Regions from separate parts of the Homo sapiens genome. Here region 1 is linked to region 2. Evidence: read pairs that join two places in POLR2A ChIA-PET (ENCODE). Cell type or tissue: A673. All regions are shown on one strand. Each heading gives the region's core, and the rest is flanking DNA. Links, peaks and the distances in the headings are about the cores only.

The links. ChIA-PET counts read pairs that join two places held together with the same protein. Peaks named below come from ENCODE experiments on the same cell type or tissue, not always from the same donor. Only the 100,000 strongest peaks of a DNase experiment are listed, where the experiment ranks them.
Region 1: POLR2A ChIA-PET joins it to region 2 with 7 read pairs; 1 of 35 experiments calls an interaction of 5 or more read pairs at or near these places.

What each region holds. Positions count from the first base shown.
Region 1 is chr2:71,558,860-71,562,859 of GRCh38, forward strand. DYSF (dysferlin) reads left to right here. Exons shown (of 56, transcript NM_001130987.2): 23 at 2,893-3,085. Among named protein-coding and RNA genes, the nearest start is that of DYSF, 94 kb to the left of the region's middle. RefSeq lists an enhancer at 1,264-1,791. In A673, for the core only: no CTCF peak of the experiment used is centred there; a DNase peak (open chromatin) is centred at 1,842.
Region 2 is chr2:72,775,128-72,785,630 of GRCh38, forward strand. All of the region lies in intron 1 of EXOC6B (exocyst complex component 6B), which reads right to left. Among named protein-coding and RNA genes, the nearest start is that of EXOC6B, 46 kb to the right of the region's middle. In A673, for the core only: no CTCF peak of the experiment used is centred there; a DNase peak (open chromatin) is centred at 5,474; H3K27ac peaks cover 1,526 bases.

The sequences.
Region 1 (4,000 bases), core at 1-4,000, 1.2 Mb before region 2:
CACCTGAGGCCACTGAGTGGCCCAGCACCTCAGCTAGAGGGCTTCCTCCACCTCTCACTGCAGTGCTGAGCACCATCACAGCTGATAGGCAGAGCAGCCGGGCATGGGGGCCCTGAGCGAACTCAGGCCCATAGCTGAACACAGCAGCTCACCCTTTCTCCAGTCAGCCTGGCCCACTTCTCCAGCATCGGTGTTCCTCATTCCATCTCAGCCCTTTTCCCGGCTCATCTTCCGGGAGCCTCCCCCTTCCCCAGGGCTGGTGGTGTCCACTCTGTTCCTCCAGCCCAGCCCTCTTCTCTGATCTCTAGACCTATGAACCCAAGGTGCTGGACATGTCCACGTGGATGTCCCACCAGCACCTCCGTGCTGCGTCTGGGGCTACACATGTTGCAGACAGGTTTCATCACCTCCCAGCACTGTCTTTTCCTGGGTCCCCAGAATCCACGCTGGAAACCTGAGCCAGCTCTGACTGCCCTCCTCCTCTTTTCTCTGCCCCAGCCCTGGTGGCTCTGCCTCACCCATGTCCTTCCTCCTTCCTTCCTCTCCCACCCCTCCTTTAGTATCCCCATCGTCTTCAAGCTGTGTCATGCCTGCCTCCATGTCAGCCCTGCAGTGGCTGCTGCTGCATCCAGGAAAAGCCCCTGCTCTCATCCTGGTGGACAGGCCTTTCTGTCCCCACCACCTGCCTCACGGAGCCCTAACGCTTCTGAAGCTCTGCGCTAGTTTGTCCGGCCCTCAGCACCCCCACCCCTACAGGCTCCCCCTTGCCTCTGTGTCTTTGCACTTGTGCACATGCTGCTCCATCAGCCAGGACGCCCTTCCCACTCTTTGGGCCTTACTAACGCCTGCTGGCCCTGCCAGGTGCAGCTCAGGGCCACTTCCTCCAGGAAGGGCTCCTGACTCTGAGGCTGCTCAGGTGGGGATCTGTTTGCGTCTCTGTTCTGCGGACTTCCTGAGAGCAGGGCCAGGTCTCATCTCTGGAGGCAGCATCCAGTCCAAGCCCAGGGCAGAGCTGTTGCTCACTAGGAGTGAAATGAATGCCCCGAGGCCAGTTCATCTTTCAGGCCGGACACTGCCCAGGGTACAGGTATCCACCTGGCCCCGCAGAGGCAGGCAGGGACCTTGGGAGCAGCCCAGCCCACTCTGCTCTCAGCCTGCTGAGCCCTGCGCTGGGCCTACCTGCAATTTCCAAGTCAGCCGGCGTTGGCGGGGCCCCTGGCTTTGCTTAGGGCTGGGTGGAGCGCCATCAGCCTCCTCTTCCCGGTCTCCCCTTCTTTCCGTACCCCCTGCCTTGGGCTTTCCTGAGGAGGGAAAGAGCCGAGACAGCACGGAGACAGCTTGTTAGTGGCACTCACAGGTCCTAAATGTTTCTTGGGGAGTCTTGGCTGGGCTGTGGCCTCCATGAAAATCTCCCTTTGGTGGTCTGTACTGCAGCCCCTCCCGGCTCCCGACCCGGGCTGGGCGCATAAATCACCCTGGTTGGCTCGGCTCTCCCTATCCCTCTCCAGACCCGCTTGCCCCCGCTCTCAGGCCCACTCAGGCCTGGTTCCCAGGCAGGCCCCCGCCCCGCTACCCACCGAGCATGCCCCTCCACCACCGAGGAGCGGCCTGGGGCAGCCCATCCGCGGCACCCTCGGGGCAGTAAATATTATATTACTACAGGGTGTGCAGTACGTGACCTGAGACAGGCCCCGGGGCTTAAGTTTCCCGAGATGGAGTTTGCGTACTGCTCCCCCCATCCTAAAAATTCAATTAAAAAAAATAACAGGAAAAATGTAGTGCGCCGAGGGCCTGCCAGAGCGGTGTATCTGGCGGCGGCGGTGCCGCTGCGCTCCGGCGGTAATTGGTTCTGCATAGCTCGGGGAAATTGGCAGAAAAATAAATCAGCCGGGAGCCGGGAGTCAGACGCTGCAGGGAGGGGAGGTGGGGGGTGCTGCAAGTGGTGGGAGCAGACCTGGTGGAGCGGGTTTGACTAATGTCCTGTTTGGGAGTCAAGGGGGTGAGGTGGGGGCAGGGCAGCCCCCATACCCTCAGTGGAGAATGGAAAATGGAGAGGAGTCCCGCTTGGTTAGGGAGTGCACAGACTGCCCCGCCGCATTTCTGCATGGCCCTTGTGTGGGTACCGACCCCTGGCCTTGGAATGGCGAGGAGGAGCCATATGAAGGACTTTCAGGGCGCCTCCGTGGGATGGGGGAGGTCAGAGTTCTTTGCCTCTAAACAGGATTGAGCTTAAACCTGACCTCCTGTCTCTCAGGGCTCAGGGCTGTGTTTCTGGCATTGCATGTACCCCCCACCTCCTCTCCAAAGGCTTCCCAAAGCAGAGTGTTCTGGGAAGGGTTCTGTTGTGGCTCCCCACCCCACCTCAGGTGGATACATCTGAGCTGCTGGCCTCCCTGCAGTGCCTGCAGTAGCTCTTCAGGGGTTCCTAAATTTCTTCCTTGAAGAATGTGGACACAGCACAGAGCAGACTTGTTTCAGTGCAGGGCACTCAGCGCTGGAGCCTCTACTCTAGGAGGATCCAGGAGGCAGGAGCAGGACCCCCTGGGCCCTCCGAGAGCCTGTAGTCAGTGGGGCAGAGGGGAACACACATGCAAAAGAACTCACTGGACTGGAGTTGAGGACAGATTCCAAACTGGCAGTCCTGGAATCGAGGGCTGGGGGCTCCAGATCAGGAGGCGCGTAGGCTGACATGGGTGAGGAAGGCTTCCTGGAGGAGGTGAGGGTGGAGCACATCACATAGAGATGGCTGTGTGTGTGGAGCGGGCTGGAGAAGGCACCCAGCAGGCAGGCGGAGGGGGTGGGGCCTGCTGTGAGAACCTGGCACATGTGCATGCCTGGACCTGGGAGAGCCCTGGGCTCATCAGGCGCATTCCATCTGTCCGTCCCTCACAGCCAGCCTCTGGGTGACATCCATGAGACACCCTCTGCCACCCACCTGGACCAGTACCTGTACCAGCTGCGCACCCATCACCTGAGCCAAATCACTGAGGCTGCCCTGGCCCTGAAGCTCGGCCACAGTGAGCTCCCTGCAGCTCTGGAGCAGGCGGAGGACTGGCTCCTGCGTCTGCGTGCCCTGGCAGAGGAGGTAATTAAGCCTGGGGGTGCCTTTCTTCTTCTGCTCTCCTGCTGCCTGGAACATCAGAACTGGCAGGGACAAGGCGAATGTCTGGATTATTACCCACCCCGGTTCCATTGCTGGGTGACCTTGGGCAGGTGACTTAACCTCTCTGAACCTCAATGGACCAATTTGCAGAAGGAAGAGAGAGGGTACGATGGAATACTGGGTGTTATGGGGCCCAGCACAGAGCCTGGCACACAATAGGTAACTAATAAATGCCCTCTGTTTGCCAAAGTATGTCAGAGACAGAGCTGGGACCAGAATCCAAGGTACCTGGTTCTAGGTTCAGTGCCAGGGCCAGCTTCCCCAGGTTCCCGACTCCTACTTCCTGCCAGCCAGTGCCTGTCTGCACCTGGCCAACAACCTGCCCTGCCTGGACCCTCTGTTTCCTGTTGTCCTGGATGCCTCTGAACCCCAGGCCCAAGGAGGCTTCATTTTCAGTAACTCTGAGTTTTGCTGAATCTGATCAGAGAGAACCGGCTCTGGTTTGTCTTTGGGGAACTATTTCCCCACCTGCAGACCCTCCCCCTGAGGTCTCTGTGGCCAGATGCACCCACCCGGTTCTGTGGCAAATAGGCAGGTCCGGTATTTGTCTGGAATGAGAAGCGTCTGCTCATAAGTGTTGGGCAGACACAGCTGCTGCCTGCTCTGACCAGAGCCCTGTGGGACTCCCAGGGAGGAGGTAGGGGCTCTCCCCAGGAGTGTGAGAAGGGCAGGGCCAGGAGAGCGGTTGCTGGAGGAAGCTGTGGAAGGGGAGAGGGAGGCTGCTCAGGAAGGGATGTGGGTCCCTGGAGTCAGCAGGGCCTATAGGCACAGGCTGGTTCCCTGGTGGACACTGTGTCGCTCAGCTGTGGACCAACTCCTCACAGTGGCAGCAGACCA
Region 2 (10,503 bases), core at 3,102-7,101:
TCTCTGAAACTCCTTATTGTTTAGGAGTTGTTAAGAAGGTTTAATTACATGGGTATGATTGATCAAATCACTGGCCATTGGTGATTGGGGCTCTCTCCCCTCCCTGGAGGTTGGGGGAAGAAGTTGAGTATTCCAACCCTCTAATCAAGGCTTGGTCTTTCTGGCAACTAGCCCCTCCCTCTCCTAAAGCTATCTAGGGCCTCATCAAGAATTATCTCATTAGCATAAACTCAGGTATGGTTGAAAGGAGCTTCTTATGAATAACAAAACATAAACCTATGGCCTTCTCACTTGAGAAATTCCATGCAGTTTAGGAATTCTGTGCCAGAAGTCAGGGTCAAAGACCAAATGCAATTTATTATTATGCCACAGTCCAAAACAAGAAACAGCCCAGGTGTTCAACAGGTAAATGTGGTATAACAATATCATGGAGTACTATTCAGCAAAAAAAGGAATAAACAATTTATGCTCACAACAACAAATGAATCCCCAGAGAATTATGCTGAGATGCTGAGAAAAAGAAAAAAAAATACCAAAAGGTTGTAACATATGACCTCATTTATACAGCAATTTTGTAATGACGGAACTTTAACAATGGAGACAGTGGTTGGCAGAATTAGTGATGGGGAAACAGGGAAGTGGATATGATTATAAAAAGGTACCATAGCAATCATTACAGTGATGAAACAATTCGATATATTGACTGTGGTGGTGAATACACATACCTACATGAGATAAAATTGTACAGGACTAAATATATACACACAAATGCCTATAGTAAAACCATAGAAAACTGAATAATGTAGGTGAATTATATCAATGTCAATATCCTGGTTTGATATTATAGCATTGTTTTGCAAGATGTTACTGAGGGGAATTAAGTAAAGGGTACATGGAGTCTCTCTCTAATTTCTTATAAATTGCATCACTATAGAGCAGGCAATAAAAACATATAGAGATAAATACACATACACACACACATATATACATATACCCTTACATATGTAATTTCTTATAACTGTATGTGAAACTGCAATTATCTCAACAAAAATTTCAATTAAGAAACCAATACTACATATCTAAAAGGAATTCAGAATAATATTTTTATACTTTTAAGGTAATGAAGGCCCTTCTAAGCAAGATATCAAATTCAGAAGCCACAAAGAAAAAGACTGGTCGATTTTACTAAATAAAATGTTAACCTTCTGGCCAGGAGAGGTGGCTCACGCCTATAATCCCAGCACTTTGGGAGGCCAAGACGGGCATACTGTTTTAGCTCAGGAATTCGAGACTAGCCTGGGCAACATGGAGAAACCTCATCTCTACAAACAATACAAAAATTAGCCAGGCATGGGGGCACACACCTGTAGTCCCAGCTACTCATGAGGCTGAGATGGGAGGATCACTTGAGCCCCAGAGGTGGAGGTTGCAGTGAGCTGAGATCGTGCCATGCCACTGCACTCCAGCCTGGGTGAGACAGCCAGGTCTCAAAAAAAAAAAAGTTAAGTTTCTGTATAAGAATTTGCAATATGAATTAGGTGAAAAAATAGACAACAAAATGGGGAGATGTATTTATAAAAGTTAATACAAGATGAATATCTGGGACATAATACATATATAACATACAATATATAACAGTAGTTCCAAAAGGAAAGGAGAGAAAGAGAAAGAAGTTGGAAGAATATTTGAAGACATAATGACCAAAAATTTCCTAAATCTGATGAAGAATATGAATATATACTTCCAGGAAGTTCAACAAACTCCAAGTAGAATAAACTCACAAACATCCACACCAAGGCACATTATAATCAAACTGTCAAAATACAAGACAGGCCGGGAGCAGTGGATCCTGTCTGTAATGCTAGCACTTTGGGAGGCTGAGGTGGTAGGACCACCTGAGGTCAGGAGTTCAAGACCAGCCTGGGCAACATGTTGAAACCCCATCTCTAATAAAAATACAAAAATCAGCCAGGCGTGGTGGCACATGCCTGTAATCCCAGCTACTTGGGAGGCTAAGGCAGGAGAATCGCTTGAACCTGGGAGGCAGAGGTTGCAGTGAGCCAAGATCCTCATGCCACTGCACTCCAGCCTGGGCAACAGAGCGAGACTCTGTCTCAAAAAAAGAAAAACAGACTCTTGAGATTCTTGAAAGCAACAAGAGAGAAGCAACTCATTGTGTATTAAGGATCCTCAATAAGATGAACAGCAAATTTCTCATCAGAAACCATGGAGGCTAGAAGACAGTGAGATAACATATTTAAAATGTTATTTTAAATATTTTTTATTTAAATTTTTTAAATGTTGAAAGGAAAAAAACATTGAGCAAAAATTCATTACCTGGCAAAACTATCCTCTGAAATGAAAAAGAAATTAAGATATCCCCAGATAAACAAAAACTGAGAGACTCTGTCACTAGTAAACCTGACCTTTAGGAAGCACTAAAGCAAGTCCCTCAGGCTGGAAAGAAAAAACACTAAATGGTAACTCAAATCTATACAAAGAAATAAAGAAAACTGTTAAAGGATAACTGCATAGGTAAATACAAAAGTCAGTATTATTGAATTTTTCATTCGTACCTCCTCCTTTTTCCTATATGATTTAAAAGACTGCAAAAAACAATACATATCTCTGTTGATGAGCATACATTGTATAAAGATGTAATTTATAATGACAACAAAAAGGACAAATGGAGCTATATAGTAACAAAGATTTTGTATACTATTGAAACTAAATTGGTATCAAACCAGATATTCATAAATTAAGATGTTAATTGTAACCCCCAGAAAAATCACAAAGAAAATAAGTTAAAATTTATAGTTTATAAATGAATGAATCAAATTGGTACACTAGAAAATACCTATCTAACACAAAATAAGGCAGCAATGGAGAAACCAAGGAACAAAAAATACAGAAGACACACAAAATAAATAGCAAAATGGCAAAAGTAAGTCATTCCTTATCAGTAATTACAATGAATGAAAATGGACTAAACTCTCCAATTAAAAGGCAGAGATTGACATGATAAGCTGTTTTGCTGTCATTTGTTTGTTTTCTTTGACATGATGGACTTTTTAAAAATAGTAACAACATGATCCAACTGTAAGCCATGTATAAAACACTCACTTTAGATCCCAAGATAGAAATAGGTTGGAAGTGAAAGGATGGAAAAAGATATTCTAAGCAAACAATAACCAAAAGATTAACTGAACAAACCAAAGGAGAGCTAAAACTAAACAAAACAAGCTTCAAGACAAAAATAGCTGCAAGAAAAAAGGGACATTATTATTTCTATTTTAGAGGTTCAGAAAACTAGTACTCAAACTCTATTCTGCATACTGCTCCTTCTAGAATAATGTACTGTTTACAATAGAAACAGAATTAACTCTTTGGTGCCTGCATAGGTAGGAACAAATGTGCTGTATACTAGTTACCAAAAAAGTACCATTTCATACACTGGTGAGGAGGCCCTGGTTAATGTTTAGCCTATTTGTGCCAAACAGTTATCCTTTCAGTTCAGGAAAGGGATGTACTAATCTGACAAACACATTCAAGCGAAGGACTACAAATCATGACTAAGATTTGCTATTAGTCATCTCCCATTCTTTCTAAAGACTTCACTCCTTTGGGGTAAAGACTATCATACACAAGTAAAGTTTTTCCCAAAATGTCATGTTTCAGAGGAAAGTTAAGATCACCGAGTTCCAAAATTCGTTTTCTTCAGGGTTATTAATTTTCTAAAAATATAATAGAGCAAACAAATATATTAGTTTTTTTAAAAAAGCAGGATACAACATAACACATGCATGTACCTGTCTGTATGTTAATACAATATTAACATATACAGTGAATATGTCCATATATAGTATGTATAGTATAACATAAATATTACAGTATTTATAAAAACAATAGCTCATGTTTCTTCCATGTTTACTTCTTATAAAGGACTGTTCTAAACATTTTTCACTTATCATCTTGCTAAACCCCAAAACTACACCCATGATACAGGGTGACAGTATTACCTTCATTGTATAAAGAAACTGAATCACAGGCAAGATAAATTGTTTGCCCAAGTTACAAAGCTAGTGAGTAGAGCCATGATTACAGTGAAAGTATAAAAACTCAGAATCCCACACTCATCCATTTCTCTATCTGCCACTGTATTATAAGCATATATATATTATATTATATAAATGTACATATTATAACTTGCTGTCCCCATACAAAATATATATAACATTATGTAACATCATAAATACATTTGTTATACATACACAAATTTTATATATATACACGTGTGCATGTGTGTTTCAACAACATAGAAAACATGTTCAAAATGTAAAAAAAATTATCAAGCAAATATGCTAAAATAATAAGTTTATGAATAGTTTTGCTCCGCTTTAAGTTTTTCTAACTATTGCCATATTTACATCAATAAGCATTATAGTGGCAACTATTTTGGTCAGACCCCAAGCCCCATGCCAATGCTCTCTGGCAAAAGACCACACACTCCACACCCCACAGCCATAAAATTAAACATGGGACTAAGTTTGGGCCAAGCATAACATCCCAGGTCCCAGAACACATAAGAATTAGACTATTGTCTAAGGGGTGGGGAATCAGATCATTTTCCTAAGATTATAATAACTGAAGCTGACAAAAAAAAGAAAGTCCTTTTCCTCTTTGGTCTCAGAGATACAATAGATGCCTAAAGTTGCTGGTGTATGCCCGTTGCTTCATGGGAAAAGTCCATTTTAGTACAAGATGAAGACAACGGAGGGAGAGAAGACACAGAGGTGGGAGGAAAGAGGCAAGTCTGAAAAAGAGAAGAGACCTTCTGGTCAATACAAAAGTCCTTTCTTACAGTCTGACCTAATACCAACTTCACCCTATGTTTTCAGATGCTTGGTATAACTTAAACTTTTTTGTTTAAGTTAATTCACACTGAGTTTCTGTCACTTGCAACCAAAGAGTCCCAACCATTACATGTATTATTTTCATAATCTGGAAAAAAAGGCAAAGAAACAATTCTATGCTGCTTATATCTTTTTAAAAATGATCTGCATAACATTTTGTATTATTAACATATAAACTCCAAAAGAAAAGAAATATAGCTTACTAAACAATAAAAACATACCTACAATACAATGAATTTTCTAAATTTCCAAATGCCCTTATGACAATAAAATCAAAACAAGAAATCATTCCTCTCAGCAGAGCAAAACAGGACTAAAAGAACAAGCTCTAACACTTTATAAAATAACCTGATTATACAAAGATTTTTTCAGCATTTTTTGTTGTTATTGTTCTATTTTTTCCTTCTATTTATCTTCAGAACAGTATAGGTAGAACAAAACTGCATTGAAAAACCTGAAGTATTCTGTGCCCTAAAATATTTTATCTAAATCTTGAAGAGTTGCTATGTACTCTTAGCTGCATTCATGTAACTTGGCAAGCTGTCAAAGGTTTCCTTCAATTCACACTACACACGGCAGATTAGGCAACAGGACATGGAGTAGAACCTAATTCTAAAGTGACTGTTTTTCATTTTAAAATACTACCTTAGGCTATCTGACACCAAATTTCATTGAGTAGATGACAGTATATGATATGCTTGCTTTATCTAAAAAAGAGGAAGTCAGAGTAAATAAAGAATTCAACAGCAGCTATACCAATTCCCTTTACAATGGTATTTCCTCCCCGTGTAATGGCTCAAATTACAGAAAATCTGAGGTTGCTATTAAGCATTAAAAAGGATAAGAAAGTCCTTGTTAGGTTGTTTTTGTAATTGTTACACTAAGGAAAAAAAAACTTTTAAATTGGGTTTTCAGGGGTTTTTATTTTTATTTTGTGCTTACAAGTGATCAAATTCCTAACTAAATTACTACTCCCAATGCTCCTATTAATATAACCATTGGTAGATTAATCTTTCTGTCATAAAGTTCTGGCCATGCTATTCTTCTGTCCCTTGAAAAAGATACCAAGTCCTGAATCCATATTGAAGATTCTAAATAAAATCTAAATTTCTGAGCTCAACAGTCTAGTACTTTCCCAATCTTACCCTAACATTTCTATCCATTTTTTCTTCATACTGTTCCTCTACACAAGGTTTTCTCCTCTCTAAGCAAACCGATTTTTTTTAATCCTATAAACAGTCTAATTGCCAGGATAGACTAGATTATGCTACTATAACAACCAACCTCAAAATTTCAGTGGCTTAAAACAATAAAGATTTCTTTCTGGCTGATGATATGAGTCCATTGTGGGTCAGCAGGAGGCTCTCCTCTACAATGTCCTTACTCTGAGAAGCAGCCAATTATCTAGAGTCAGTAAGCTTTTTCTGTAAATAGCCACAAAGTAAATATTTTCAGCTTTATGGGACATATGGCATCTATCACAACAATTCAATTTTGCTGTTGTAGTGCAAAAGCCACCATAGACAATAAACAAATGAGTATGGCTATGTTTCAATAAAATTGCATTGACAAAAATTGGCAACAGATCGCATGTGGCCTGCATGCCAGTTAGCCAGAGCACTGCAGGTCACTGTGACAGAGGAAAAGCACAGTGAGGAAATAATAGACTCTTAAAACTTCTACTTGGAAGTGACTCATACGACTTAAACTCATATATGATTGGTCAAAACAAATCACATGGCCACAACTAACTTCCAAGGAGAAAGGACATGCAATCATACGTACCTGGAAGGGAAAAAGAAATATTGAGTATATAGGCCAGGCGCAGTGGTTCGCACTTGTAATCCCAGAACTTTGGGAGGCCGAGGTGGGAGGATCATTTGAGGTCAGGAGTTTGAGACAAGCCTGGCCAACATGGTGAAACCCCATCTCTACTAAAAATACAAAAAATTAGCTGTGCATGGTGGTGAGCACCTGTAATCCCAGCTACTCAAGAAGCTGAGGTAGGAGAATCACTTGAACCCGGGAAACAGAGGTTGCACTGAGCTGAGATCAAACCACTGCACTCCAGCCTGGGCAACAGAGCGAGACTCACTCTCAAAAAAAAAAAAAAAAGAAAAGAAAAGAAAAGAAATATTGAGTATATCATCCTAACAACATCACAAAGTATATTTTCTTGACCGTTTCTTGTTTCTTCCCTACTATTATAGAATGCCTAAATCTCCTTTATCTACAAATCCAAATCCTAGCCATTCCTCAAAACTCAGTTCAAATATCACCATCTCCAAGGATTCTGCATCTCATAATTTCTTTTTGGCTTAGATTTACCTTTTCTTTTTTATTTTTTAAAATTATTTTATTGATACAAAATTTATGCATCTTTGTGGGAAAATGTGTGATATTTTGTTACACGTATAGACTGTGTAATGATTAAGTCAGGATACTTAAGGTGTCCATCACCTCAAGCATTAATCATTCCCATATGTTGGGAAAATTTCAAGTCCTCTGTTCTAGCTATTTTGAAACAGACAAAACACAATTGTTAACTATAATCACCCTACTCTGCTATAGAACATTAAAACTTATTCCTTCTAACTGTGTATCGGTACCCATTAACCAGCTTCTTTTTATTCCCTCCCACACACCCACCCTCCCACTCCTCTGGTATCTATCATTCTATTCTCTACCTCCAGATTAATGTTCTCAGTTCCCACATATGAGTGACAACATGTGGTATTTTTCTTTCTGGGCCTGGGCTTAATTCACTCAACAAAATGACATCCAGTTCCATCCACCTTGCTGCAAATGACATGATTTCATTCTCTTCTGCAGCCGAACAGTATTCCATTGTGTATACCTCGTTTTCTTTATCCATTCATCCATTGATATGCACTTAGGTTGATTCTGTAGCTTTGCTATGTTTTTTGCCCTGCAAAACAGCATGGAAGTGCAGTTATCCCTCTGATATACTGGCTTCTTTTCCTTCCAATAAATACACTGTAGTGAGACTGCTGGATCACATGATAGTTCTATTTTTGAGAAACCTCCATACTGTTTTCCATAGTGACTGTACTAACTTACATTCCCAAGAAAGTGTATAAAAGCTCCCTTTACTCCATACCCTTTCCAATATCTGTTTGTTGGGGTTTTTTTTTTTTGTCTTTTTAATAATAGCCATTCTAACTAGGGTAAAATATATCCATGGTTTTGATTGCATTTCTCTGATTAGTGGTGTTGAGCATTTTTAATATACCTGTTGGTCACTTCTTTTTCTTTTCTTTTTTTTTTTTTTTTTTTTTTTTGAGATGGAGTCTCGCTCTGTCGCCCAGGCTGGAGTGCAGTGGCGCAATCTCAACTCACTGCAACCTCCGCCTCCCGAGTTCAAGTGATCCTCCTGCCTCAGCCTCCTGAGTAGCTGGGATTACAGGCTGGGCCACCATGCCCAGCTAATTTTTGTATTTTTAGTAGAGATGGGGTTTCACCATGTTGGTCAGGCTGGTCTCAAACTCCTGACCTCGTGATCTGCCCACCTCAGCCTCCCAAAGTGCTGAGATTACAGGAGTGAGCCACCACACCCAGCCCCTGTTGGTCATTTCTATGTCTCCTTTTGAGAAATGTCTATCCATGTCCTTTGCCCACTTTTTAATGAGAATAAATGTGGAGATTTTTTTCCTGTTGTTTGGATTCTTCGTATAGTCTGGATATTATCCCTTATTGGATGAAGAGTTGCAAATATTTTCTCCCACTCAACAGGCTGTCTCTTCACTGCTGACCATTTCCTTTGCTGTGCAGAAGCTTCTTAGTTTAGTATATTCCCATTTGTCTATTTTTTGTTTTGTTACCTGTGCTTTGAGATCTTAGCCATAAAATCTTTGCTTAGACCAATGTTCTGGAGTGTTTCCTCTATGTTTTCTTCCAGTTGCTTTATAGTTTCAGGTCTTATGTTTAATGTTTATGTTAAATCCTTCTTGAGTTCATTTTTGTAAACGGTGAGGGGGTCCAGTTTCATTCTTCTGCACATGGATATCCAGTGTTCCCAGCACTATTGATTAAAGAGGATATCCTTTCCCCAATGTATGCTTTGGGTGCCTTTGTCAAAAATCAGTTAGCTGTAAGTAGGTGGATTTATTTCTGGTTCTGAATTCTTCTCCATTGGTCTATGTGTCTATTTTTATACCAATACCATGCTGTTCTGGTTACTATTGCCTAGTAATATATTTTAAAATCAGGCTGTGTGATGCCTCTTGCTTTGTTCTTTTTGTTCAGAATCAATTTGACTATTCAGGTTCTTTTTTGGTTCCACATGAATTTCAGAATTGTTTTTTCTATTTATATGAAAAATGACATTGATACTTTGATAAGGATTGCATTGAATCTGTAGATTGTTTTGGGTAGTGTATTAGTCCATTTTTACACAGCTGATAATGACATACCCAAGACTTGGAAGGAAAAGAGGTTTAATTGGACTTACAGTTCCACATGGCTGGGGAGGCCTCAAAATCAAGGTGGGAGGTGAAGGGCACTTCTTATATGGTGGCGGCAAGAGAAAATGAGGAAGAAGCAAAAGCGGAAACCCCTGATAAACCCATCACATCTCGTGAGACTTATTCACTATCATGAGAATAGCACAGGAAAGACCATACACCATGATTCAATTACCTCCTCCTGGGTTCCTCCCACAACACGTGGGAATTCTGGGAGATACAACTGAAGTTGAGATTTGGGTGGGGACACAGCCAAACCATATCATTCCACCCCTGGCCCCTCTAAATCTCATGTCCTCATATTTCAAAACCAATTATTCCTTCCCAACAGTCCCCCAAAGTCTCTACTCATTTCAGCATTAACCCAAAAGTCCACAGTCCAAAGTCTCATCTGAGACAAGGCAACACCCTCCCACCTATGAGCCTGTAAAATCAAAAGCAAGTTAGTTACTTCCTAGATACAATGGGGATACAGGTATTGGGTAAATGCAGCCATTCCAAATGGGAGAAATTGGCCAAAACAAAGGGGTTACAGGGTCCATGCAAGTCCAAAATCCAGGGGGCAGTCAAATTTTAAAGCTCCAAAATTATCTCCTTTGACTCCAGGTCTCACATCCAAGTCACACTGATGTGAAAGGTAGGTTCCCACAGTCTTGGACAGCTCTGCCCCTGTGGCTTTGCAGGGTACAGCCTCCCTCTCAGCTGCTTTCATGGGCTAGCATTGAGTGTCTGCAGCTTGTCTGCAGCTTTTCCAGGCACACAGTGCAAGCTGTCAGTGGATCTATCATTCTGGGGTCTGGAGGACAGTGGCTTTCTTCTCGCAGCTCCACTAGGCAGTGCCCCAGTAGGGACTCTGTGTGGGGGGCTCCAACCCCATATTTCCCTTCTGCACTGCCCTAGCAGAGTTTCTTGATGAGGGACCTGCCCCTGCAGCAAACTTTTGCCTGGGCATCCAGGCGTTTCCACACATCTTCTGAAATCTAGGCAGAGGTTCCTAAACCTCAATTCTTGACATCTGTGAACCCACATGCTCAACACCACATGGAAGCTGCCAAGGCTTGGGGCTTGCACCCTCTGAAGCCATAGCCCAAGCTATACATTGGCCC